Regions from separate parts of the Homo sapiens genome. Here all the other regions are linked to region 5. Evidence: read pairs that join two places in POLR2A ChIA-PET (ENCODE). Cell type or tissue: OCI-LY7. All regions are shown on one strand.

Region 1 (5,000 bases), 110 kb after region 5:
TTTCCCTGTTTCGTGATGGCTTTGCAGGGCTACTTCAAATTATGTCAAAGAAATATACTTCGGGGTAAAATATTTTGATTTCCTTCAGGGTCTGCTGTCCTGTGATGCTATATTAGAGTCAGGTTGGAAAGTAAGCCTCATTATACCAGGTTAATTTTTAAAAACCCATTTAACAAGATTCTGTGGTTTGTAGGGTGTGACTTAACCCTTGCCTGGCATGGCCTTGGGTCTTGTTTATAATTTGGTATCTTACTGCCATAAAAAGTCTGTTTTGACAGTCTTATGGTCTCTATTTTAATATTAATATGGGTCAGTTGTGCCCAAATCCAAAAGGGAGGAGGTATAAGGAGGTGTGTCCCACCTCCCTTCTCATCATGGCTGGGAATTCAGTTTTTTGGGATTTTCTGGGGCCCCCTTGGCCAAAAGGGGGTCTGTTTAGTTGGAGGGCTTAGTATTTTATATTTGATTTACAAACTTATTTATTGGTCACCAGAAGAAATCCCAGTGGTGGGGATGATGAGGAGGCAGCTGCTCTGTTTGCTGCTGAGTTACTTTCATATGTAGTCCCTTGTAGGGGCCAAAGCACCTTGGATGTTGATCCGTCATGTTGACTTCTGATTAACCCCAGTTCTGGGAAGGCTTCTAAGATTTCCAGTTTATCTGTTGTTCTTTATGTAAGAGCATGTATTTACCATACATCTTGCCCTTAGGTCAAAACAACCTTAATCATAAATCCTACCATTAGTCAGGTTCACATGGCATTCTTGCCTTTCCCTGCAGGGTCAATTTCAATTGCCCTGTGCCTTCCTTCCCTACAGTATATAAGCCCTGACTGAGTCTGGGAGAGTAATGGCATGGGGAGCCTCCATCTCATCTTGCGACTGACCGGGACATCATGGCTTCTGTTTATATGTCTCTTTTGGCCGGGCACAGTGGCTCACACCTGTAATCCCAGCACTTTGGGAGGCCGAGGCAGATGGATCACTTGAGGTCAGGAGTTCGAGACCAACCTGGCCAACATGGTGAAACCCCGTCTCTACTAAAAATACAGAAGTTAGCTGGGCGTGGTGGTGACGCCTGTAGTCCCAGCTACTTGGGAGGCCGAGGCACGAGAATCGTTTGAACCTGGGAGGCCGAGGTTGCAGTGAGCGGAGATCGTACCACTGCACTCCAGCCTGGGTGACAGAGCAAGACTCTGTCTCAAAAAAAAAAAAAAAAAAAAAAAGGTTTTAAATCTGATGGGCCTGGCAGGGCAGGAGAGGAGAAGATAAACATTTAACTACAGGATTGTAGCGGTACAGAGGAGGGACAGTTAGCATGTCAGGAAAAGATTCAGAGAGTTGATACTTAGGAACTGAGTCTTAACCTATCAGTACATGGCTGTCAAAAGATAGTTGGGACAAAGCACTTCAGGTACAACCCCAATTCTCGTTTCTTCCCCCTGTGTATCACTACATGCAGCCTGAAGCACTTGGCTCCATCGTCTTGAACCTGTACAGCTGTCTTCCCCTTGGTCCAGGTGACGTAAGGGCTTCCTTGGAAGCAGCAGCATTTATTAGTGCTGGTTCCAATCAGAGAACTGACATTAGAACTCTACTGTTGCTCTTGTGGCCAGGGCCAGGAAACAGCTGGAGTGGTTTGAACTCTCTGCAGGAGGATGGATGCGTTGAGGCTGGGCATGTGTGCATGCTCGTGCGTGCAGATCTGCGTCTGTGTGTCTATGAGTCTGAGTGTGTGTAGGTGTGTGTCCATTTGGATGGGTGGCTAGATGTTTATATGTAGGTGTTGCCACCAAAAACAAAAGTAGATATTCAGAAAACAAAGTGACAGCTCAAAACCTCAGACAAGCTGAAAGACTGCTCAGAGAAGGGGGAGGTTGAAACAACTTCAACCAAAACAAAATGAAACAGAGAAGGAAGTTGCATCAGAAGAGGAAGAATGCCAATGTCATGCTGAAGAACCACAAATGTCGCAAAATAAAAATAAAACGTGTGATTCTTATTTTACCTAGCCAAATATTATTACAATATTTTCTCCTTTAGAGTGTTAAAAATTACTGAAATTATAATATTTAGTTCAGCGAACATGAAGGACACAGAAAAACACAAACAAAAAATTCATTCCTATAATTTTTTAATGTTATATACATCATATTTTATTTATTTGGATCAGTGATTGATTTTAACTTTGCTTCCTACCTCCATATAAAAATTTTTCTCCAGCATTTAAAAAATATTAAAAACACGTTCTGAAATTGACTTATTGAAGAACATGTAAAAGGTCTCATTATTAGCACAAATTGAGAAATTATAATAAAGATACTCTAATAGCGAAGTGATTAAAGATGTCAGAACAAAAAATTATAGATCCCAGTGATGTTATTAAGTTTTTTCATTTCAGTTCATGTAGAAATGTTAGCTCCTTTGCCACAAAGAAATAAAAGAGTAGTTTTCCTTTTGATTAGATTCTTGTAACTACACACATGAAAAATTTATAGGATTGGTTTAGGTGAGGGGGTTTTATATATATAAACTGTTAATATAACATTGGAATAAGCTTGGCAACCAGGTCTCAGAGAAGTCTTTTGAATCTATTACTTTATAATTATAGTGATATTGATTGGCTTTCCATCACCTTCCTAGAATTATAATGACATCCAATGATTAACTGATTTGCCAATCTCGCAAATAGTTAAAAGAATATTGAGTTTTTGGCAGTGAACTAGGGAAGTTTGTGTGCTTTTTGTTAAAATGAAAAACTGTACTCCTCAATTGAATACATTTTTAGTACATACACGAGTTTACCAGCAAAGATAACTAGAGAGTGAGCTTGGTGTGCACACAGTGAAAGGAGCTTGGGAGGTTGAGATTGAAGTGAGCTACGATGCCACTGCACTCCAGCCTGGGTGACAGAGGGAGACCCCATCTCCAAAAAATAAATAAATAAATAAAAATAATTAATAATTAGGAAGAGAAAAGCACTGATCATGAGGAAAGGCAACCACTGAGTATGATGCTCACTTTATGTGCTTAAAGCGGGGACTCAGCAAATAATTGTGGAAGGAGGGAATGAGTGAAATGAGTGCATAAATAATAAGTACAAAGAAAGTGGCGTAAGTGTTTAATTCAAAACGAAGTTTAGACCGGGCATGGTGGCTCTTGCCTGTAATCTCAGCACTTTGGGAGGCCGAGGAGGAAGGATTGTTTGAGCCCACGAGTTCGAGACCAGCCTGAGCAACATAGCGAGATTCTGTCTTGGCAAAAAACAAACAAACAAAAAAACAAAGCAAAACCCAAAAATGAAATTATTAGCCGGGCAAGATAGTATGTGCCTGTGGTCCTAGCTATTCGGGAGGCTGAGGTGGGAGATCCCTTGAGCTCAGGAGATTGAGATTGTAGTGATCTACGATGCCACTGCACTCCAGCCTGGGTGACAGAAGGAGACCCTGTCTCCAAAAAATAAATAAATAAATAAATAAATAAATAAATAAAAATAAAGTTTATATTTTGCGTCATGACAGGGTTATAACATATTTTCCCTATGATGCTGTCTTGGTGATACATAAGTTGTATACTTTTCAGAAGTTGTGAGGCCCTTAAAGAAAACATCTACCAAATTAGTCTGGGGAAGAAATGAAAATCTATGCAAAACAAAGTTTTTAGATATTTTAAAAATATTTTACAAGACTAAATTCATTGTTACTTTAGGAACATAAAAATATATGAGGTATAAAATGGTTTACTCGTAGAATTATTAAATATTTAAAATTATAATTTATTCAAATAATATGAATGTACTAATTGAGACTTTTAAAAATCTTTAAAACTAATTACCAGTGGGGCTATGACCTACTGGACTTTAAGACATCAAATATCCTTTAGCTTCTGCCAACTGAGAAGAAAAACAACAAAAAGAGGAGAAGCCACAAACATCATAGTAAAAACACATACCAGAGTTATGTTTTTTCTAGATCTTCCATAAGGCATTTATTTTCAGAAAGGGTATAGGAAGAAGCATTTTTTTAAATAAAAAAGAAAGCATTTTTCTTTCCTTTTCTTTTTATTTTATTTTATTTTTTTGAGATGAAGTCTTGCTCTTGTCCCCCAGGCTAGAGTGCAAAGGCATGATCTTGGCTCACTGCAACCTCCACTTCCCGGGTTCAAGCGATTCTCCTGCCTCAGCCTCCCGAGTAGCTGGGATTACAGGCACCTGCCACCACGCCCGGCTAATTTTTGTATTTTTAGTAGAGACGGGGTTTCACCATGTTGGCCAGGCTGGTCTTGAACTCCTGACCTCAGGTGATCCGCCTGCCTCGGCCTCCCAAAGTGCTGGGATTACAGGTGTGAGACACCACGCCCGGCCTTTATTTTCAAAAAATAGTCTAAGAGAGTGGATAGGGGAAGAAGAAGAAAATTAACTAAATTCATTAGTTGTAACTTTTTCTCAAGCATTCACATTTCTGTTTAACGTGTGAATGTCCCCAAATATGCCAGTTTCCCTGCTTCCTAGGCTTCCAGTCTCCAGGGGTTCTTCAGCTGCACTAATTTCCTGACTCAGAATTGCCAGGGGTCTCAAGTACACTCCAGAGGACTCGTGTAAACTGGCTAGGCCAGCTTGTGTTCTGGGAAGCCTGTCTTTTCTGGTGGTGTTCCCAAGAAATAGGAAAGAGAAAAAATGATGTGTGGACTTAGGGATGATGTGTGATACTGAGTTTTGCTTTACATTTTAACTCTCCAGCTCTTTCCTTCAATGAATGGCAAGCCATTCTCAATTCCAGCTCTTCTGTACTGAAGAATTTAGCATCACTTTCCCTGGAGATCCAAGGAACTTTGCTTTTTGCCCAAAATACCTCTCTCTCCCAAAGCAATTTCCCCTCCTCAGAGAAATGCTGTCGTGTCAGGCTGCACTGCCCTTGAACCAGACAACTTTCTCTGCTTGTCTTTATCTGTCTAAATAAAGCTAACCTACATTTGCTGTCTAATTCATTCGGATGCTTGCTG
Region 2 (5,000 bases), 55 kb before region 5:
TCTGCACAATTAGAACTGGGAAAATTTTACTAGGACTTGTGTTAAAGGACAACCTTAAAACTTAAAAGATGACTGAACAGATAGTGAGGGACTTACCTCCCCTGAGCTATGTGTTTACATTTCAGAAGGATGATGAAACCAGGACTGTGGAAATCTTCCAGGGGTTATAAACTCAAGTCTGTTGTCCTAGGTTATTGCTATAATAATCATAATTTGTCCCTGCCCCAGAAACTCTGCATCTACTTTCAGGATAACATGAATAAATATAGGTGTTCAAAACTTATCAGTCCCCAGGTACTATGCTGGTTTGTAGGCACATCTCATAACAGTGATCAAGGTGAAGTTCCTGCTCTCATATAGAGTTTACAGTCAATTGTGGTCCTGAGAAGCAAATAATCTATTACTACGTGGTGTGGTAAACGCATGGCAGGAGATGTTGTCAGAGATCAGGGAAATCTAAACTGAGAGCTGATGGTGAAGAGTTAGCCAGACGCCTTTGTCTGAAAATAAGAGAAAATCCCAAGCCGACAAAGCCTCACTATCTTCACATAACAAGAAATCCCAACAAAGGATGGCTCAGCAATGCAGTAAGGCCCCCGCCCCAGCTGTCTTTCTGCCCCGCTCCATGTGGCGATGATGCTTGGGCTAGCTCCCTTCATGGCTGCAAGACAGCTGGAGCTTGGCCCACAGTGGGCAGAACTTCTCATCCAACTCTTTTTCACCAGGATGGCAAACCTTTCTGGAAGCCTCCACCAGGCTTCTCTTTATGTCTCAAGGGACAGAACTGGGTCACATGTTCATGCTCAAACCTATCAACTGGCAAGAACAGAACCTTCCTGACAGCCGTGGGCTGTGACTGGGGCCTGAGCCTAGCTTCCCCAGAGCATATGGGTATACAGAGAAGAGTGGATTCTTAAGCAAAGTGGAGGTTCTGCTAGAAAAGAAGAGGGCACTGGAAGGTTACAGGGAAAGCGACCCATGGGATGTGCTGTAGTCATTAAAGTAATATTTCCTTTGTTTAGAAGGAATTTACGCTATTTGGCATTAACAGGAAATGTAAAGAAATAAAAGACCACCTTGTACTTAAGCAACAGCACACACATAGAATTTTAATAGAGAAAAACTAGAAATAAATGAAATTAATATGGTGTAAATTAAATAACACAAAGCTGAAAGATCATAGAGTAATAGAGGTAGATCAGGTTTTTAATAACCAGAGGCAGTTCTGAAAGAAGAGAATTATAAAATGACAGACGCTGCTTTATGTTTAAAGGCACAAAGGTAAAAATTTAGGGGAGACAAGGTAAGTTTACTCAGCCGTAACAGAGACTGCAGAACACTGAGAAAATGCACATGCAAATATAAAGCTCTTGGGGGCATACCCGAGTGTCTGTCTTGAGAGCCAAGGTTTAGCCCAGGTAAAGGCACCCGATATGTATGTCTAGAATGAATGAGTGAATGAATGAATGGAGAGGCTTGGACTTGAAATACTATTTGACAGGAGACTACTAAAGGTTGCTTATCATAGGACACGTGTGACGAAACCATTTCTGATGAAAACTCTTGCTTTCAATACATAGAATGAAGTGGAGGAGTACAAGATATAAAGCGTCATTAGAAGGCTATGAAAGTCATCTGGACATAAAGTAATCAGGGCCTGGACTGGGGACTCAAGAACTAAAAATCAGAAGTGCAATGGAAAAAAGTGGTGGTTATACATCAGTATACCTACTCTGCTTGTTTTATTTACTAAGAATGTCACAAGCATATAAGAAAGTGGTGTTGCACATTTTAGATTCATTTGTTACTGCATTATGAAAAACAGGATGGCATTTTTAATCTAGTTTATCTGATCCTGAATTTTAAGAAGGGTTTACAGCATTTCAACTAGACTACTTACCCTTGGTTTCTTTTCCAATTCCAATAGGAAATCTGCAGGACTCAATCTGATTCCACCAGAATCATGATCTCTGTGGCCTCCTACTGCTAGCTATCTAGAATGGCAGCTTTTGTGTATTTAATACTTAAAACAGTTCTGTAGCAAATTGTTCTATTAATGAAAATAGTAGAGACTCCTTCTGCCCTCTAGTTTTTCTCCCATGTATGTAATAATGACGACCCCAAAAGTAACATCTTAGACATGATTCACAACCAGACCAAATCTATGATTGAGGTAAACAAAATATATACAAAGCTAAGAGTCATTAATTAGATCATTCATGTCTCCAACATCATTTCCTGTAACAATCAATGAGAAGCAATTCACAGATTCCTTCTCAGCTGGGTGCAGTGGCTCATGCCTATAATCGCAGCACTTTGGGAGGCTGAAGTGAGAGGATCGCTTGGGGCTAGGAGTTCGAGACCAGCGTGGGGAACATAGCAAGACCCTCCTCCCAACCCCCCCCCCCACCCATCTCCATTATTTTTAAAAAGGTATTTTTAAAAAAAGAAAGAAAGAAAAACAATTCTTTCTGTTTTAACTATTGTTTGCACATATCTTATATACCATGTGGTCTTCATTTCACCCCTGGCACCTTTACTTACCTACTCTGCTTCTTCATGACTGGTCACGGTAAAAGCTAATTAGTGCTTCTGCCTGTCAGAAGACTCATTCTTGACAGTTCTTGCTGACAAGCAGTCTTAGTCACAAACAAATAGGGCTTCACGTTCAGCCAGACTCTAAGTCTCACCGTCCCTCTGGGAGGCAGCAGAGAGTTCCAGCTAACTCGAGAAAAGACAACACAGCCAGAGAGGATGGCTGCCTGCAGGCTGACAACGCTGTTTCAGAGCACCCTAACACTTTCGACACAAGTAGATTACACCGGGGGAAGAGTTTAGGGATGAACACGGGAAAAGTACATAAAATCTAAGCAAACAAACAAAGCCCTCCTCCAAAAAAAAAAAAAAAAAAAAAAAGAAAAGAAAAGAATTATTAACACCAGGGAAAACAAAAAGTTGTGCTGGAAAGAAAAGGCAACCATAGATTATATAACTCAGCTGGGAATAATGTTTTCAAAGTCCTAACAATGTAAATGCTGAATTATTCAAAATGTAATTATAATGAAAAGAAAAGGGCTATGCACATGGGGTGGGGGTGCATAAGATAAATTCTCCTGGCCGGGGCGGTGCCTCACGCCTGTAATCCCAGCACTTTGGGAGGCCGAGGCGGGCAGATCACGAGGTCAGGGGATCGAGACCGTCCTGGCTAACACGGTGAAACCCCGTCTCTACTAAAAATACAAAAAAAATTAGCCGGCGCGGTGGCGGGCACCTGTAATCTCAGCTACTCGGGAGGCTGACGTAGGAGAATGGCATGAACCTGGAAGGCGGAGCTTGCAGTGAGCCGAGATGGCGCCACTGCACTCCAGCCTGGGGTACAGAGCAAGACTCCATCTCAAAAAAAAAAAAAAAAAAAAAAAAGATAAATTCTCCTTTATCATGAGAGGTCAAAGGTAATGCCTAACACTGAAAAAGTAAGAAGAGGATAGAGCAATGCCTGTTTAGAGAGCTGGAGGTAAACAAGCAGAACAATCCGCTCTAAGAGTTGAGCTCAGAGAGCAAGGGATGGGGCAGGAGTGACAGCGGGGAGACTGCTGGTCTTTGTAACAAGCCTTGTACCTAACAAGCTCTTGGAATATGCGGGTTGTGTGCATGTACAACTTTAGAGTTAAATTAACACTAGTTTAAAAGTGGCCAAGTAGAGACTAGAACCCAGAGTTGCTTAGTTTAGTGCTTGTGCCACTGTATAATACCCTTTATAAAAAATTACATATATTTTCCACTCTTGAATATAGAGAAAACAATGATATTTTATCAAAACAATGTAATGTACTATTGTTCTTGTCAAGGGTATTGTGTTTTCATTTCATGGACAAAGAAAAAAATCAAATATTCAGCAGTTGAATTGCAGACATACCAGTCTATAATAGGGGCAGGGAAAAACACAATATTCTTGAGTAAGACCTTCTCTGTTAAGGGGCACTCTTTTATTACAGAAACACATAAACACACACAATAAAATACAATGAGGTATCTCAGCACTTTGGGAGGCCAAGGTGGGCGAATCACTTGAGGTCAGGAGTTTGAGACTAGCCTGGCCAACATGGTGAAACCCTGTCTATAATAAAAATAAAAAAATCAGCCGGGCACAGTAGCGGGCACCTGTGTTCCCAGCTACTCGGGAGGCTGAGGCATGAGAATCGCTTGAACCCAGGAGGCGAAGGTTGCAGTGAGCCGAGATCACGCCATTGCACTCCAGCCTGGGTGACAGAGTGAGACTACATCTCTATACAAAAAAAAACCAAAAAACAACAACAACAAAAAACAATGAAGTAAGCACCATAACACTTCCTTGCCCTGCCTTGGTTTCCGCATTTTTTTTTTTTTTTTTTTGGTTTTTTTGAGACGGAGTCTTGCTCTGTCGCCCAGGCTGCAGTGCAGTGGCGCGATCTCGGCTCACTGCAAGCTCCGCCTCCCGGGTTCACGCCATTCTCCTGCCTCAGCCTCCCAAGTAGCTGGGACTACAGGCGCCCGCCACCACACCCGGCTAATTTTTTTTTTTTTTTTTTTGTATTTTTAGTAGAGACGGGGTTTCACTGTGTTAGCCAGGATGGTCTGGATCTCCAGACCTCGTGATTCCCCCGCCTCGGCCTCCCAAAGTGCTGGGATTACAGGCGTGAGCCACCGTGCCTGGCCGGTTTCCTCATTTGTAAAATACCTATAGAGTTTTGTGAATATGTAATGAGGCAGTACCTATATAGTGCTTGGTGCACTTCCAAGCAGGTAGTAATTACCTGCTAAGTCATAAGAAAAATAAGTCCAAATAGACAAACTCATGTCTGTTTGATTTTAAAGCCATGCTCATTCCTTTACATCACATTTCTAAAATAATCCTATTACCACCTTATTAGACAAAACACTGATTTTGATTTTACTCCTGGGTCCACGTGGCATTAAATAAGACACATTGTGATACATATGTATAAAACCTGAGGGTTAGA
Region 3 (5,000 bases), 67 kb before region 5:
GGTGCATGCCTATGGTCCTAGCTACTTAGGAGGCTGAGACGGAAGGATTGCTTGAGTCCAAGAGGTCAAGGTTGCAGTGAGCTGTGATCATGCCAATGCCCTCCAGCTTGGGTGACAGAGCTACACCCTGTCTCAAAAAAAATTTTTTTTAAATAAATAAACAGTTCATCACCACCACCTGATGAGGTAAGTACCATTGTTATCCCCAGAGACAGGTTAACTGAATTCATTCAAGACTACTTGGGCAAAAAAGCAGCAGAAACCATTTTCACTCAATCTAATGTTCACTGTTCAGTCTTCCTCTTACTGGACCTGCCAGCGGCACAGACAGAGCTGATCACTCTCCTCTTTAAGCACTTTCTTTGCTGGGTTGCCAGGACACCACAACCTACTGACTCTCCTCCTCCTTCACTGGCCATTCCTTAAACTTCTTCTCATTATCCACCTTTTAATGCCAGAGCGACCCAGGACTCTCAATTCTCAAACTTTCCTGTCTATACGCTCTCCTCCTGGTCATCTCAATGGGTCTCAGCACCTTAAATAAGAGCCTGAACCTCTTCCCTGAACTCAAGGCTCATATTTTCAGCCACCTCCTTGACATCTCCGCTTGGATGTCTAATAGACATTCCCCTTTTAACATCATGCCATGCCAAACTCCTGATGTTCCCCTAGTGCTCCACGCCTGAAGCTCCTACAGGCTTGCTCATCTCAGGAAACAGTAACTCCATCCTCCAAGATGGAGTTTTCTCTTTCCCTCATATCCTCTGCCCAATTCATGAGCAAACCCTGTTGGCTCAATCTTAAAACTACATCTGAATTCTAACTACTTCTCCCTGCTCCCACCACTGCCATCTGAGCCTACCTCATCTCCATCTGGATGACTACAATAGCCTGGGAGCTGATGCTTCCCTTGCCTTACTTGCCTGCTGGGAACAGAAAATGCATTAATATGACCACACTGAAGTCTTTCCGTTGAGATTGTCATAGTAAAGATGAATTGTTTGTTATATTTGTCTCTCAAATATTTCAGGAAAAAGTTGTTTCTTCCATGTTACGTTAGTTCTGAATATTTAAATTGCTTTCTATTATGAAAACCTGTATTAACAAATGCAAGGTCCTTGAAAAAGTATTCTATTGTTGCCCTTGACTCTGAAATGAATTAGAGTTCTGTGTGGGCAAAAATATTAGCCCAGCTCTTAAAGGTCCATGGAAAATGTTGTTTGCTTTCTTCAAAGCTTAAAAGCTTCCTGTTAATCATCAAAATAAGATATCTCCACTGCAGGCATTTGTTACTTGAAGACGAACAGAACAGAATCAGCACCTATATAAAAACCACACTGACAATATCTAATATTTTAGAAAAAATGAAATCTGATGGTCCTGTTAACAATCATGGTATTTTCTAAACCCCTGCCTCCTTTTTTGTTGTTATTTTTTGTTTAGTCAGGGTCTTGCTCTGTCACCCGACTGGAGTGCAGTGGTACCCGCATAGCTCACTGCAGCCTTCAACTCCGGCCTCTGCCTCCTGACCCTACTGCCTCAGCCTCCTGAGTAGCTAGGACTACAGGCACACACCATCACATCCATTTTTTTTTAATTTTTTTTTTTAGAAAAGGGGTCTTGCTTTGTTGCCCAGGCTGGTCTTGAACTTCCAGCCTCAAACCATCCTCCAGCCTCAGCCTCCCAAAGTAATGGGACCAAAGGTATGAGCCACTGCACCAGGCCTCAACTCCTTTCTTTACTACAGTCCCCAAAAACCAGAGGCCTGGATTCAGTGCCTCTAAAACTCCTTTCTGCTAGTTTGGCTCCAGCGCTCAGCACATGCACTTCCCAAGTCGTTGTTTTCTTTGATCTCCTTAGACTCTCTGCCTCCTAGAGAATCTAATCCACATGAACTGCGCTCCTGGATCTTTTACATAACTGTGGTTTTTCACAAGGTTCTTTAAACAAAGGTCCACGTGATAGATTTCTGCTCAAGCTTAGTTCCAGGAAACGTTTGGTTTCTGCAGATGTTTACATGCTTCCGGCTGTCAGCACATGAAAACAATATAATTCTGTTTCTTTTCCTCACTTTAGCAACTGGAGAGCATAAAATCAAATATATTGTTCAAATCTGTTCAACACTGGTATATGGAAATACTTAATCCTTAAACTTTTTTTTAGGTGAGGTTGGTTTTATTTTTTATTATTTTGCCTTTTGGCCTAAATGTGGTAAGTGGTTTCAGAAACATGAAAAGCTATAAAATGTAAAATATACAAGACAAGAACAAAATAGAAAAAAGGCTGGGTACACTGGCTCAGTGCTTGTAATCCCAGCACTTTGAGAGGCTGAGGCAGGAGGACTGCTTGAGCCCAGGAGTTCAAGACCAGCCTGGGCAACAGAGTGAGACCCTGTTTCTTTAAAAAAAAAAAAAAAAAAAAAAAAAATTAGCTAGGTGTGGTAATGTGTGCCTATAGTCCTAGCTAACCGGGAGGCTGAGGCTGGAGGTACTGTGAGCTGTGATTACATCACTACCCTCCCGCAGTTACAGTTAGAGTGAGACTCCATCTCTAACTATGAAAGAAAAAAATGGAAAAAAAGAAGAAAGCACAGTGGTGATTTTCCAATGAGAAGGCATGAATACCCAGAATCAGACTGTCATCCCAAAAAAAAAAAACAAAACTCTCTTCATAAGCAAAGTTAAAAAGAGTCCTCCACACTCTTTTTTTTTTTTTTTTTTTTTTGAGACAGAGTTCCACTCTTGTTGCCTAGGCTGGAGTGCGATGGCACGATCTCAGCTCACCACAGCCTCTGCCTCCCAGGTTCAAGCAATTCTCCTGCCTCAGCCTACCGAGTAGCTGGGATTACAGGCATGTGCCACCATGCCTGGTTAATTTTTTGTATTTTTAGGGGAGACAGGATTTCTCCATGTTGGTCAGGCTGGTCTCAAACCCCCGACCTCAGGTGATCCGCCCACCTGGGCCTCCCAAAGTGCTGGGATTACAGACATGAGCCACCGCACCCAGCCTCCACCCTCTTTATTTAAACCCTGTTCACTAGTTTGAGTAAAATAATCAGATATGTTTTCGGTTCAATTTCCCTAGCAACACTTAAAAGTTTGAAATTTTTTACAATCAACTTCAGTAAGGCTTCTTTAAACATTATTTTGAAAATTAAAAACATTTTAGAAAAGCAAGCTAAACTGGTTGTATGACAGGTATACATTCTAAGTCATTTTGAGAGGTGACACCGTGCTGGCAGCCCTCGCTTGCTCTTGGCGCCCACTCTGGCCACACTTGCGGAGCCCTTCAGCCCACCGCTGCACTGTGGGAGCCCCTCTCTGGGTTGGCCAAGGCCGGAGCTGGCTCCCTCTGCTTGCGGGGAGGTGTGGAGGGAGAGTCACGGGCAGGAACCAGGGCTGTGCGTGGTGCCCGTGGGCCAGCACGAGTTCCGGGTGGGCGTGGGCTCGGTGGGCCCCGCACTCGGAGCAGCTGTCTGGCGCCGCCAGCCCCAGGCAGTGAGGGGCTTAGCACCCAGGCCAGCAGCTGTGGAGGGTGTGCCGGGTCCCCCAGCAGTGCTGGCCTGCCAGCACTGCGTTCAAATTCTCACCGGGCCTCAGCTGCCTCCCCGCGGGGCAGGGCTCAGGACCTGCAGCCCACCATGCCCGAGCCTCCCCACCACCGTGGGCTCCTGCACGGCCCAAGCCTCCCCAATGAGCGCTGCCCCCTGCTCCGCGGCACCCGGTCCCATCGACCACCCAAGGGCTGAGAAGTGCGGGCGCACAGCACGGGACTAGAGGGCAGCTCCGCCTGCATCCCCAGTGTGGGATCCACTAAGTGAAGCCAGCTGGGCTCCTGAGTCTAGTGGGGACTTGGAGAACCTTTATGTCTAGCTAACGGATTGTAAATACACCAATCAGCACTCGGTATCTAGCTAATCTAGTGGGGACTTGGAGAACCTTTATGTCTAGCTAAAGGATTATAAATACACCAATCAGCACGCTGTGTCTAGCTCAAGGTTTGTAAATGCACCCATCAGTGCTCTGTGTCTAGCTAATCTAGTGGGGACTTGGAGAACCTTTACGTCTAGCCAGGGGATTGTAAATACACCAATCAGCACTCTGTGTCTAGCTCAAAGTTTGTAAATGCACCAATCAGCACCCTGTGTCTAGCTCAAGGTTTGTAAATGCACCAATCAGTGCTCTGTGTCTAGCTAATCTAACGGGGACTCGGAGAACTTTTGTGTCTAGTTCAGGGATTGTAAATGCACCAATCAGCACCCTGTCACAACAGACCAATCAGCTTTCTGTAAAACAGACCAATCAGCTCTCCGTAAAATGGACCAATCAGCAGGATGTGGGTGGGACCAGATAAGGGAATAAAAGCAGGCTGCCCAAGCCAGCAGTGGCAATCTGCTCCAGTCCCCTTCCACGCTGGAAGCTTTGTTCTTTCACTCTTTGCAATAAATCTTGCTGCTGCTCACTCTTTGGGTTTGCACTGCCTTTAAGAGCTCTAACACTCACTGCAAAGCTGTAACACTGCAGCTTCACTCCTGAGGCTGGCGAGACCACGAACCCACCAGGAGAAATGAACTCCAGACGGGAAGAATAAACAACTCCAGATGCACCACCTTAAGAGCTGTAACACGCACCGCCAAGGTTTGCAGATTCATTCCTGAAGCCAGCAAGACCACGAACCCACCAGAAGGAAGAAACTCTGAACACGTCCGAACATCAGAAGGAACAAACTCTGGATACACCATCTTTAAGAACTGTAACACTCACCACGAGGGTCCATGACTTCATTCTTGAAGTCAGTGAGACCAAGAACCCACCAATTCTGGACACAATTTCATTTGGTGAGCAGTCCAGATTACATGTGTGTACACTGTAATGATCAGCTAAGGACTGACTGCTTTTAGCTCCTTCACCCGTTCTCACCTCTGAGGTTCAGTAATAAATGGCTCCTACCAACTAACTGAAGTATCAATCAAAATCTTAAAGGTATTCATTCATTATACG
Region 4 (5,000 bases), 95 kb after region 5:
GGTGTGGTTGTGGGCACCTGTAATCCCGGCTACTCAGGAGGCTGAGGCAGGCAAATTGCTTGAACCCGAGAGGCAGGCGTTGCAGTGAGCCGAGATCGTGCCATGGCACTCCAGCCTGGGCGAAAGAGTGAAACTCTGTCTCAAAAAACAAAACAAAACAAAATATGATGGGATAGGCTCCTTAAAAGAGTGTTAGTTTGAAGAAATACTTGTACCCCTGTGTTCATAGCAGCATTATGCACAATAGCCAAGAGGTGGAAGCAACCTAAGTGTCCAATGACAGATTAATGTGTAATCGCCCAACCGGGTTCTTCTTGCCTGCTGCCCAGAAAAGTCAATGCAAAACTAGCAGGTTCTGCAGCAAAGAAAGAGTTTAATAAATGTGGGGCCAGCCAAATGGAAGGACAGGAGATAATTCTCAAATCCGCCTCCCCAAGAATGTGAGGGCTAGGGTTTTTCCAGGATAGTTTGGCAGGCAGGAGCTAGGGAATGGGGAATGCTGATTGGTTGGGTTGGGATGAAATCATAGGGGCTTGAAAGTGTTTTCTTGCACTGAGTCAGTTCTCGGGTGCAGGTTATGGGTCTGAGTGGTGCCAGTTGGTTCATACGGAATACAAGGTCTGAAAAATATCTCAAATACCATTCTTAGGTTTTACAATAATGATGTTATCCATAGGGGCAATTGGAAAAGTTATAAATCTTGTTACCATTCGCTACATGACTCCTGAGTAGTAAGTAGTTTTTAAAGGCAAGTTATAAAACAATGACTGATTAGAGTTTAATTATGTGTATATCTTAGCAGAATTCAGACCTCTGTCACAATTCTAACCTTGTGGACTTACGTTAGTTATATGAAAGTGGTTTTGGTCCCTGAGCAAGTAGAGGGGGTTAGTTCAGGAAAGAAGTATCATCGTCTTTGTTTTGAAGTTAAACTATGAACTAAATTCCTCCCATAATTAGCTTGGAATGAGCAAGTTAGCCTGTGAGGTTAAAACAAGATGTAGTTAGTTATGCTACATTTCCTTCACTGTCGTAATTTTTGTATAGGTGGTTCCCAGTGGATAAATAAAATGTGGTATGTGCATACAATGGATTATTATTCAGTCTTAAAAAGAAAGGAAATTCTGACACAGGCTACAACATGGATGAACCTTGGGAACATGATGCCGAGTGAAATAAGCCAGTCACAACAAGACAAATACCTCAAGGTCTCTCTGACCTTCCAACCTTCCCCCCGACCCCCGACCTCTACCAAAGAAATTGAAGTTCCTTTATCTGCCTGAGATCAGTCTTACCAAGGAGAACAAGCATTTTCTTCCCCTCTCCGGAAGACCAAGAATGTAACCACAGATGAACAGACCCTTTCACAAGATAGTGCCTGTCTTTCAGACTCATTTATGAGACTAATTTATGAGTGTGATTACACTCATGTGAAGTATCTAGAATGGTCAATTCTTAGGAACAGAAAGCAGAATGGTGGTTGCCAGAAGCTGGGGGAGGAAGGAGAAATGAGAGTTGTTTAATGGGTACAAAGCTTCAGTTTTGCAAGATGGAAAATTTTGGAGATTGATGGTCCAACAATGTGAACACACTTAACACAAATGCACAGTAGACTTAAAAGTGGTTAAGATGGCAAATTTTATATTTTGGGTATTTTTTACCACAATTTTAAAAATGTTAAAAAAAAAAATAGTGTTAGCATCCAGAGGGCAGAGGCATTTCTAACATCTTGCAGAATGCCTGATATAATAGTAGGCACTTGATAAATATTTTGCCTCCCCTTGGTTTCTGTGCCCCATCCTGTGTCCTACACAACAGGACAAAGGCCAAGTCGTTCTGTGAGCCAATTCAGCAAACAAAGGCACTTCTCTCTCCAAGGCACAGAGAAGAATTTCGAATATTTGTGATTTGAAATTTGTCCTGGTCACACCAACTATTCTTTACTTCTCAGATATGCTTATCTGAGTTCTTTTGGCATTTAACTTGTCTAAAGATAGATACTGTTTCTACTTCCCAAAACAGAATTGTGATGGACTTTGTAAGGAAAAAAAAAAAGTGGGAGGAAGTCTGTGAAATGAAATCATTATTAGGCCATGGTACAAATGGCTGTCGGGCCCTGGGTTCAGCCCAGCACAGGAGGAAGGGTGAGGTAATTAGCATGGATTTGCAATTCTGCAGCTCGCTTTTGTTCCCTCCCTCCACTGGCTGTGTCTGATTCTAGTCACTGGGTTTATTCTCTTGTGTTTGTTTTTTTCACTTGGCCAAAAATAGAGAGACAAAAAAAGTTTCCTCATACTTACTTCAGCTTTTTACTTTTTTCCTTGTGTGTTTGGTTTCCTCTTACGTGATCCTTCCTTCTTCCTGCCACCTGCTAGTTTCTCTATGGTGGGGCTCAGAAACCAACATCCCACAATATGGCGCACTGACATGCCGCACTGAGGAATCCTCAAGGTCTCTCTGACCTTCCGACCTTCCCCCCTCACCTCCAATCTCTACCAAAGAAATTGAAGTTCCTTTATCTGCCTGAGATCAGTCTTACCAAGGAGAACAATTGTTTTCTTTCCCTCTTTGGAAGACCAAGAATGTAACCACACATGAACAGACCCTTTCACAAGATAGTGCCTGTCTTTCCACTCATTTATTATTCCAATGAAAACTATTTACAAGTTAATTTCTAGTCCCCATCCTATCATTCTCCCTAGTAATCATTTATTGCCCCTCAACAGAATTCTCTTTCTCCCCACTCCCATAACCTGTTTTATAAGGATCAAGCCCCCATTTTTTTCTGTAACCTCAAGACGGTATCAAAGCTTCTGTATCTCATTGGGAAGCTGGATCTTCATTCTGAAGGCCCTTGTATACATGTAACCGTAATAGGTTCATTGCCCAATGCCCACGCAAGTCAATATACCGAGACACCTGGTTGGAGCAGAGAAAGAGGTTTAATCATAGGGTCACTGAACAAGGAGATGGGAGAAAAACTCAAACACATCTCCAGGAGGAATTTGGAGTTAGGGTTATTAAGGGTTTTGGAGTGGGCCAGTGTGGAGGTCATCAGTTGGTAGAAGAGTGTAGCGTGACATCATGGGACAGGGAGATGAAGCAGCTATTCGCTCATGCTGATCCTCTTCCTCTGTGGGGGGTCTTCAAATTGGTTGCTAGAATTAGAGGTCTAAAAAACATCTTAAGTGATCCTTAAACAAAAGCCTTATGATTGATTCTGACGTCAGATATCCCGTCTGGAGGAACAGAGAGGGTACAAATCTTCAGTATCTAGTGACTTTTAGCAACAAGGAAGTGGGCCAAAGTGCAGCCTGATTAATGCTTATATTTAATTAATGATATTATATAACATATTATGTAATATATTCTATGAATGCACTATGAAATACCTGTATTTCTGTCCAGAACCTGGCATGCAATTCTTGTCAACCCTGTGTGGGTAGTTTCATGCATATGAAGTCAATTTGTATACCTTTTCTCCCATGTTAATCCATCTGCCTCATATCAGTGATTTTGCAGCAAACCTTTATCTGCTTTTCCTACCTTTCTCAAGAATAGCTTTTCCTTGTGTTCTGTAACCCTGGCTTGGTGCACAGTATGCGTGATGGACAGGTTGAGTTGCAACACTTGGTGACAGTACAGACATGGAGCCTGGAAAGGGCCTGCGGGGTTTGAATTGAGGGATGCCCATTTCTGGTCCAAGCCCTGGGTGGAGCTCCCCATTGTTGGTTCATGGCCCTGGGCGTGCACATGGCCAAGAAGCAGAGTAGAGCAGAGGTGCCCTGCCTAGTGCTGGAGGAGAAAGGTGTCCAGGCATCTTCCAACCTCCTCATGCCAGTATGCTGAGAGGGTAAGTGCAGGACAGAGCCAATGGAAGACCTCCTTAGACTGGGTGAATCATGGAACCAACTGAGGTTTCCATTCTGGAGATTTGATCATGCCACTTTTTTTTTTTTTTTTTTTTTTAAAGACCGAAGTCTGGCTCCATCACCCACGCTGGAGGGCAGTGGCATGATTTAGGCTCACTGCAACCTCCGTCTTCTGGTTTGGATGATTCTCCTGCCTCAGCCTCCTGAGTAGCTGGGATTACAGGTGTGTGCCACCACACCCGGCTAATTTTTTTTTTTTTTTTTTGTATTTTTAGTAGAGGTGGGGTTTCACCATGTTGACCAGGCTGGTCTCGAGCTCCTGACCTTAGGTGATCCACCCACCTTAGCCTCCCGAAGTGCTGGGATTACAGGTATGAGTCACCATGCCCGGCCTCTTGCCACTTTTTAAATGTAACACTTAAATAGTTCTTGCTGTGTGACAGACACTGTTCAGACACTGTTCTAAGTGCTTTTATTTTATTTATTTATTTATTTTGACATGGAGTGTTGCTCTGTCGCCCAGGCTGGATTGTGGTGGTGTGATCTCGGCTCACTGCAACCTCCGCCTCCTGGGTTCAAGCAATTTTCCTACCTTAGCCTCTTGAGTAGCTGGGACTACAGGCATGCACCACCATGCCCGGCTAATTTTAGTAGAGATGGGGTTTCACTATGTTGGCTAGGGTGATCTAGTGATCACTTTAAGTGATCTGCCCACCTCGGCCTCCCGAAGTGCTGGGATTACAGGCCACTGTGCCTGGCCTCTAAGTATTTTTAAATATTAACTCATTTAATCCTTACAACAACCCTGTGAGCTAAGAACTACTATTGTCTGAATTTTATGGATGAGGAAAAGGAAACTGAAGCCCAGAGAGGTTAAGGACTTGCTCAGAGTTACCCAGCTGTTACTTCTCTGGTTTATAGATGGCACCTTCCTGCTGTGTCCCCACGTGGTGGAAGAAGGGAAGACATCTCTCTGGTATTAGCATCTTTAATACCCGAAGTCATGCTTTTCACTACTCCACCATGCTGCCACTCTGGTTTATGTAGAGTCTCCCAGGATCTCCTTTGGAGATTTCATGGCTGCTTTTACAAAGCATCTCCCCTAAGGTATAACACTCTCTGTTGGGT
Region 5 (5,000 bases):
AAAGGCAGACATGCAGAAAGACAGTAGAATTTATGCTTGGGTCTCAAAAAATAAATAAGTAAAACAGATTCCCTTGAAGTTGACTGCAAACCCAGCTTGATCTTAGGAAATGTAAGGAGGTTCTTTCTGCTCCCTGTGTTTTACTCTTGAGCTAACACATTGATGGGGCTCCCACAGAACCATATTGTTGCCATGTAAGTACCTTCAGAAAACATTTTGAGAAGTGATATTCACCTGTGTCTGGTCAATCTGAGTCATTTTTATCTTTATTTAGGTCCTAGGTGATGACGAAAAGGGCAATTTGCTTTTCCTCGTCTATGACTCCACCACATCACCCTGAATGAGTTGATGGAAACGGGGGCATCCATTTCTGTGCCACTACAGTTCTGTAATACACTGTAATCACTCATAACGCTGCCCAGCCCCAGTTTCCCATGAGAGAGAAAGGTGACTACTGGCAGGAAGAGACGTCTAACCTCTTAGAGAAACCACCAGCTTCTTAGTCTGTTATTGTTTCTGCATTAAAGTGTTGCTGCGGGCCGGGTGCGGTGGCTCATGCCTGTAATCCCAGTACTTTGAGAGGCCGAGGCGGGCGGATCACGAGGTCGGGAGATGGAGACCATCCTGGCTAACACGGTGAAACCCCATCTCTACTAAAAATACAAAAAAAATTAGCCGGGTGTGGTGGCCCGCGCCTGTAGTCCCAGCTACTCGGGAGGCTGAGGCAGGAGAACGGCGTGAACCCGGGAGGCGGAGCTTGCAGTGAGCCGAGATAGCGCCACTGCAGTCCGGCCTGGGCGAAACAGCGAGACTCCGTCTCAAAAAAAAAAAAAAAAAAAAAAAAAAAGTGTTGCTGCTATCAGGGCCGCTGTACAGAATATCAAAGAAGGACATGTTTGACTCTGTTCTAAGAACGTGGAGCTCTTCTACATAATAAAAGAGAGTGTCCTTGAACTGGAAATTTTAGGAAATACAGTAATAGATGTAGTTGAAACAATATTTAAAATGTTATGCCATCCTGTATCATTTAGTTATACCAAAGATCAGCAAACTTTTTCCATTTCTATAAAGGGCCAGAAAGGAAATAATCTAGGCCTTCCTGGCCCTACAGTCTGTCTCAGCTACTCAATTCTGCCATTGTAGTGCAAAGCAGCCACAGACAAAATTTAAATGAATGAACCTGGCCATATTCCAATAAAATGAATTTGAATTTCAAATAATTTTTATGTGTCATAAAATATCATTCTTCTTTTCACATTTTCCAATCATTTAAAAATGTGATGGCCTGGGAAATAGCAAGACCTTGTCTCTACAAAGTACAAATAAAAATAGCTGGGTGTGGTGGCCTGTGACGAGGCAGGTGGATCACAAGGTCAGAAGTTCAAGACCAACCTGGCCAACATGGTGAAACCCTGTCTCTAGTAAAAATACAAAAATTAGCCAGGCATGGTGGCAGGCACCTGTAATCCCAGCTACTTGGGAGGCTGAGGCAGGAGAATTGCTTGAACCCAGAAGGCAGAGGTTGCAGTGAGCCGAGATTGTGCCACTGCACTCCAGCCTGGGCAACAGAGCAAGACTCTGTCTCAAAAAAAAAAAAAAATCTACTTCTTACATAGTACAGTACTGGGTATTATGGAGTTGAAGATAAAAGGATAGATAATTCATAAGTAGGTAGGTAGGTAGACTGACAGACAAAAGATCTAGTGACTGATAAGTTCTGTGAGAATTGTTCAGGTGTATCACAGTATCAATGTATAAATGCAGTCTTTTAAAGCAACAATAGGCAGTCAGACAAAACTAAGTTTAAATCTGAGCTCTTTTGCATCCCAGCTGCATGACCTTGGGGTGATTACATACACCATATAAGCTTCAGTTTCCTCTTTTTGAAATGAGGATAATAACACCTACCTCTCAAGGAGGTTGTGAGAATTAAATAAGATCATGTATGTAAATCAGCAGGTGTAGTACCTGGGAAATGGTAGACAATGAGTAAATGGTAGCTGTTGTTGTAGTATTACAGCAATATGAAGGTAGGTAACTTATTCAAAAGAAGCACACAACCAAAGGCAAAGCAGAGTAAGCTTGTAAGTCAAGAGGTCACAGACACATATAGAAACCCGCAAACCTGGGGGCTGAACACCTGGCCGAGAACATTTGGCTGAAAATAAAAGCAGAAGTGACATTGTCACAGGAGCATACAATAAGGCACCTGGCCAGTTGTCTTGCTTTTGTCTTCTCTAGCAACCAGCTGCTGGGTTGTCTAAGGAGCCCTACTTATGGGTCCAACCCCCAGCCTCCCCAGTACTTAAACGCTGGCTCAGACTGGAGAAAGTCACCATTAGTATCGGCCCCACCATTGTGCTTCCTTTCAGTTAGGTCAGCCATGGGGCCTCAGACATCTGTAGCTCCCTCCTATTGTGCCTCCCCACCCCTCTGCCCAATATGGGTTTCCACCTTGCCCTCAACACCTCAGTCTCTGGTCCTCCTGCCTTGTATCCCAGTCTCCCTTTGGATGTGGGTCCCTTGTCTTGAACCCCAGCCTACTTTACCATGATCCTGATGTCTTCTTTAGCTTAGTTCTGACCAGTCATCTTTGCAGAGGGCTGTATTCTGCTGCCTACACCCCTGCTGTGCTCTCCTCAAACCATGGGACATATGCGCCTTCCCCTTTATAGATAACCCATTGCTAGGGTAAGGCTAAACTGCCTGGTATTAACAGCTTCCTGAACTTTATGTGATTAAGAGACACAAGGTTTTGCAGAGGCCAGCTGCCCAGATCCAAGCTGGTTTCTGTATTCATAGCCCGTGCTCTAGGGAGCATCCCCCAACCCTGGTCTTGGCTCATACCCTCTCTCCACTGGCTGTATGCAGTCAACTACTCCTAGCATGCCTTGTGATCCTGTTATGGCAACATCAGTAATGCTTTCCCAATACAAATGACAAAATTATTGGCACAGGGACACGATATAGGGGTAATGGAGAACTTCAGCTTATCTGATATCTACTGACAGTCTCATTCTGCTGAAAAGTGATCGTCAAATAAAGTTGGCATGACTTAAATTTAAACTAATTGCTTACTGAAGAAGTACTATTCTGTGCTTAATTCTAACCAGCTAAGAAAAATATGTTGGCAAAGTAGAAGTGACAAACAACTTAAAATAAGTGACCAGGGCAGCTTTGAATTTGTAATAGCCAAAGAAGGCAATTCTGCACCTGCTAACCTGACATGAACGAGAGGAGCAAGTTAAGAGAAAATATGGACACAAGACTCCCTCTGGCCAGGAACTAGGAAATAAAGGGCAAGAGGAGTCATATGATTGGAAGTGTACATTTTTACAAAATCAGTGGTTTAAATGAAGAAAAGACGAGCATCCAAAAAAAGATCAGGCTAGGCACTGTGGCTCACACCTGTAATCCCAACACTTTGAGAAGCCCAGGCAGGAAGATTCCTTGAGGTCAGGAGTTCGAGACCAGCCTGGGCAACAAAGTGAGACTTCTGTCTCTGCAAAAAATTAAAAACAGCCTGGCACGGTGGCTCACGCCTGTAATCCCAGCCCTTTGGGAGGCTGAGGCAGGAGAATCACGAGGTCAGGAGATCGAGACCATCCTGGCTAACACAGTGAAACCCCGTCTCTGTTAAAAATACAAAAAAAATTAGCCGGGCGTGGTGGTGGCCACCTGTAGTCCCAGCTACTCGGGAGGCTGAGGCAGGAGAATGGCGTGAACCCAGGAGGCAGAGCTTGCAGTGAGCCGAGATCACGCCACTGCACTCCAGCCTGGGCGACAGAGCGAGACTCCGTCTCAAAAAAAAAAAAAGATAAATATAAATAAATAAATAAATAAATAAATTAATTAATTAATAAATAAAAATCCAGAAGAAAAAGATTAAAAAGATCAATCTGGTTGTTCTGGAAGTGTTCAATTAAGCTTGTACGTTTGAAGGACATGTACAAAAGGCAGGAGAAGGGGTATATAACGAGGCTTCCTTCAAAAAGGAGGGCTCAGATCCGTGAGACCCATGAGAATAATGCCAGAAGGGCTAATGACCAGAGACAGCTGAGGTCTGGGAAAAGTATTGAAGACAATGAATTATGAACTTTTATTTTTGCTTATGTTTATAGTAAAGAATAATAAAGAAGGAAGGATAGTACCATTGAATGGGGCAGACTGTCATATGTGAGTAGTTAAGTGAAAAATAGAGTCATTTAACTATAGCATGTCCTAGATTCTAAGGTACAGATATCCCCCCATGTTTTTAATATTTCTAAAATGAGAATGTAGGTACATTTAACACGGCGGTGTTTTTTGGGAGGGCTCTCAAAACAGCCATTAAATGGTGGTGCATCCTACCATATATATTTTTTTTTCCTGATGGAGTTTCACTCTTGTCACCCAGGCTGGAGTGCAGTGGTGCGATCTTGGCTCACTGCAACCTCTGCCTCCCGGGTTCAAGCAATTCTCCTGCCTCAGCCTCCCAAGTAGCTGGAGTTACAGGTGCGTGCCACTGTGCCTGGCTAAATTTTGCATTTTTAGTAGAGATGGGGTTTCACCCTGTTGGCCAGGCTGGTCTTGAACTCCTGACCTCAGGTGATCCTCCTGCCTTGGCCTCCCAAAGTGCTGGGATTACAGGCATGAGCCATCGCATCCGGCCCATATGTTGATCTTAGAATAGAAGAAATATGGCCGGGTGTGGTGGCTTACGCCTGTAATCTCAGCACTTTGGGAGGCTGAGGTGGGCAGTTCACCTAAGGTTGGTAGTTTGAGACCAGCCTGACCAACATGGAAAAACTCCGTCTCTACTAAAAATACAAAATTAGCCATGTGTGGTGGTGCATGCCTGTAATCCCAGCTACTCGGGAGGCTGAGGCAGGAGAATTGCTTGAGCCTGGGAGGCGGAGGCTGCGGTGAGCCGAGATCATGCCATTGCACTCTAACCTGGGTGACAAGAGCAAAACTCCATCTCAAAAAAAAAAAAAAAAAGAAAGAAAAGAATAGAAGAA

What was found. Peaks named below come from ENCODE experiments on the same cell type or tissue, not always from the same donor. Only the 100,000 strongest peaks of a DNase experiment are listed, where the experiment ranks them.
Region 1: POLR2A ChIA-PET joins it to region 5 with 16 read pairs; 7 of 35 experiments call an interaction of 5 or more read pairs at or near these places.
Region 2: POLR2A ChIA-PET joins it to region 5 with 13 read pairs; 9 of 35 experiments call an interaction of 5 or more read pairs at or near these places.
Region 3: POLR2A ChIA-PET joins it to region 5 with 15 read pairs; 8 of 35 experiments call an interaction of 5 or more read pairs at or near these places.
Region 4: POLR2A ChIA-PET joins it to region 5 with 14 read pairs; 3 of 35 experiments call an interaction of 5 or more read pairs at or near these places.

What each region holds. Positions count from the first base shown.
Region 1 is chr7:131,229,918-131,234,917 of GRCh38, forward strand. It overlaps a transcript of MKLN1 not described here. Among named protein-coding and RNA genes, the nearest start is that of MKLN1-AS, 95 kb to the right of the region's middle. RefSeq lists enhancers at 1,470-1,519, 1,930-1,979. In OCI-LY7, no CTCF peak of the experiment used is centred here; DNase peaks (open chromatin) are centred at 1,654 and 1,894; H3K4me3 peaks cover 915 bases; H3K27ac peaks cover 1,745 bases.
Region 2 is chr7:131,066,706-131,071,705 of GRCh38, forward strand. All of the region lies in intron 2 of LINC-PINT (long intergenic non-protein coding RNA, p53 induced transcript), which reads right to left. Among named protein-coding and RNA genes, the nearest start is that of LINC-PINT, 41 kb to the right of the region's middle. RefSeq lists enhancers at 421-565, 3,276-3,420 and cis regulatory regions at 493, 3,348. In OCI-LY7, CTCF peaks have their summits at 1,902 and 2,690; a DNase peak (open chromatin) is centred at 2,706; H3K27ac peaks cover 601 bases.
Region 3 is chr7:131,055,391-131,060,390 of GRCh38, forward strand. All of the region lies in intron 2 of LINC-PINT (long intergenic non-protein coding RNA, p53 induced transcript), which reads right to left. Among named protein-coding and RNA genes, the nearest start is that of LINC-PINT, 52 kb to the right of the region's middle. RefSeq lists enhancers at 1,780-2,074, 1,845-1,989, 3,499-3,643, 3,647-3,791, 3,805-3,949 and 1 more and cis regulatory regions at 1,917, 3,571, 3,719, 3,877, 3,906. In OCI-LY7, no CTCF peak of the experiment used is centred here; DNase peaks (open chromatin) are centred at 1,961 and 2,491; H3K4me3 peaks cover 1,144 bases; H3K27ac peaks cover 2,141 bases.
Region 4 is chr7:131,217,556-131,222,555 of GRCh38, forward strand. It overlaps a transcript of MKLN1 not described here. Among named protein-coding and RNA genes, the nearest start is that of MKLN1-AS, 110 kb to the right of the region's middle. RefSeq lists an enhancer at 1,528-1,597 and a silencer at 3,481-3,681. In OCI-LY7, a CTCF peak has its summit at 4,829; DNase peaks (open chromatin) are centred at 2,286 and 4,826; H3K4me3 peaks cover 876 bases; H3K27ac peaks cover 2,133 bases.
Region 5 is chr7:131,122,203-131,127,202 of GRCh38, forward strand. It overlaps a transcript of MKLN1 not described here. Among named protein-coding and RNA genes, the nearest start is that of LINC-PINT, 15 kb to the left of the region's middle. RefSeq lists an enhancer at 1,975-2,134 and a silencer at 2,275-2,354. In OCI-LY7, no CTCF peak of the experiment used is centred here; DNase peaks (open chromatin) are centred at 389, 1,316, 2,209 and 2,709; H3K4me3 peaks cover 2,871 bases; H3K27ac peaks cover 4,042 bases.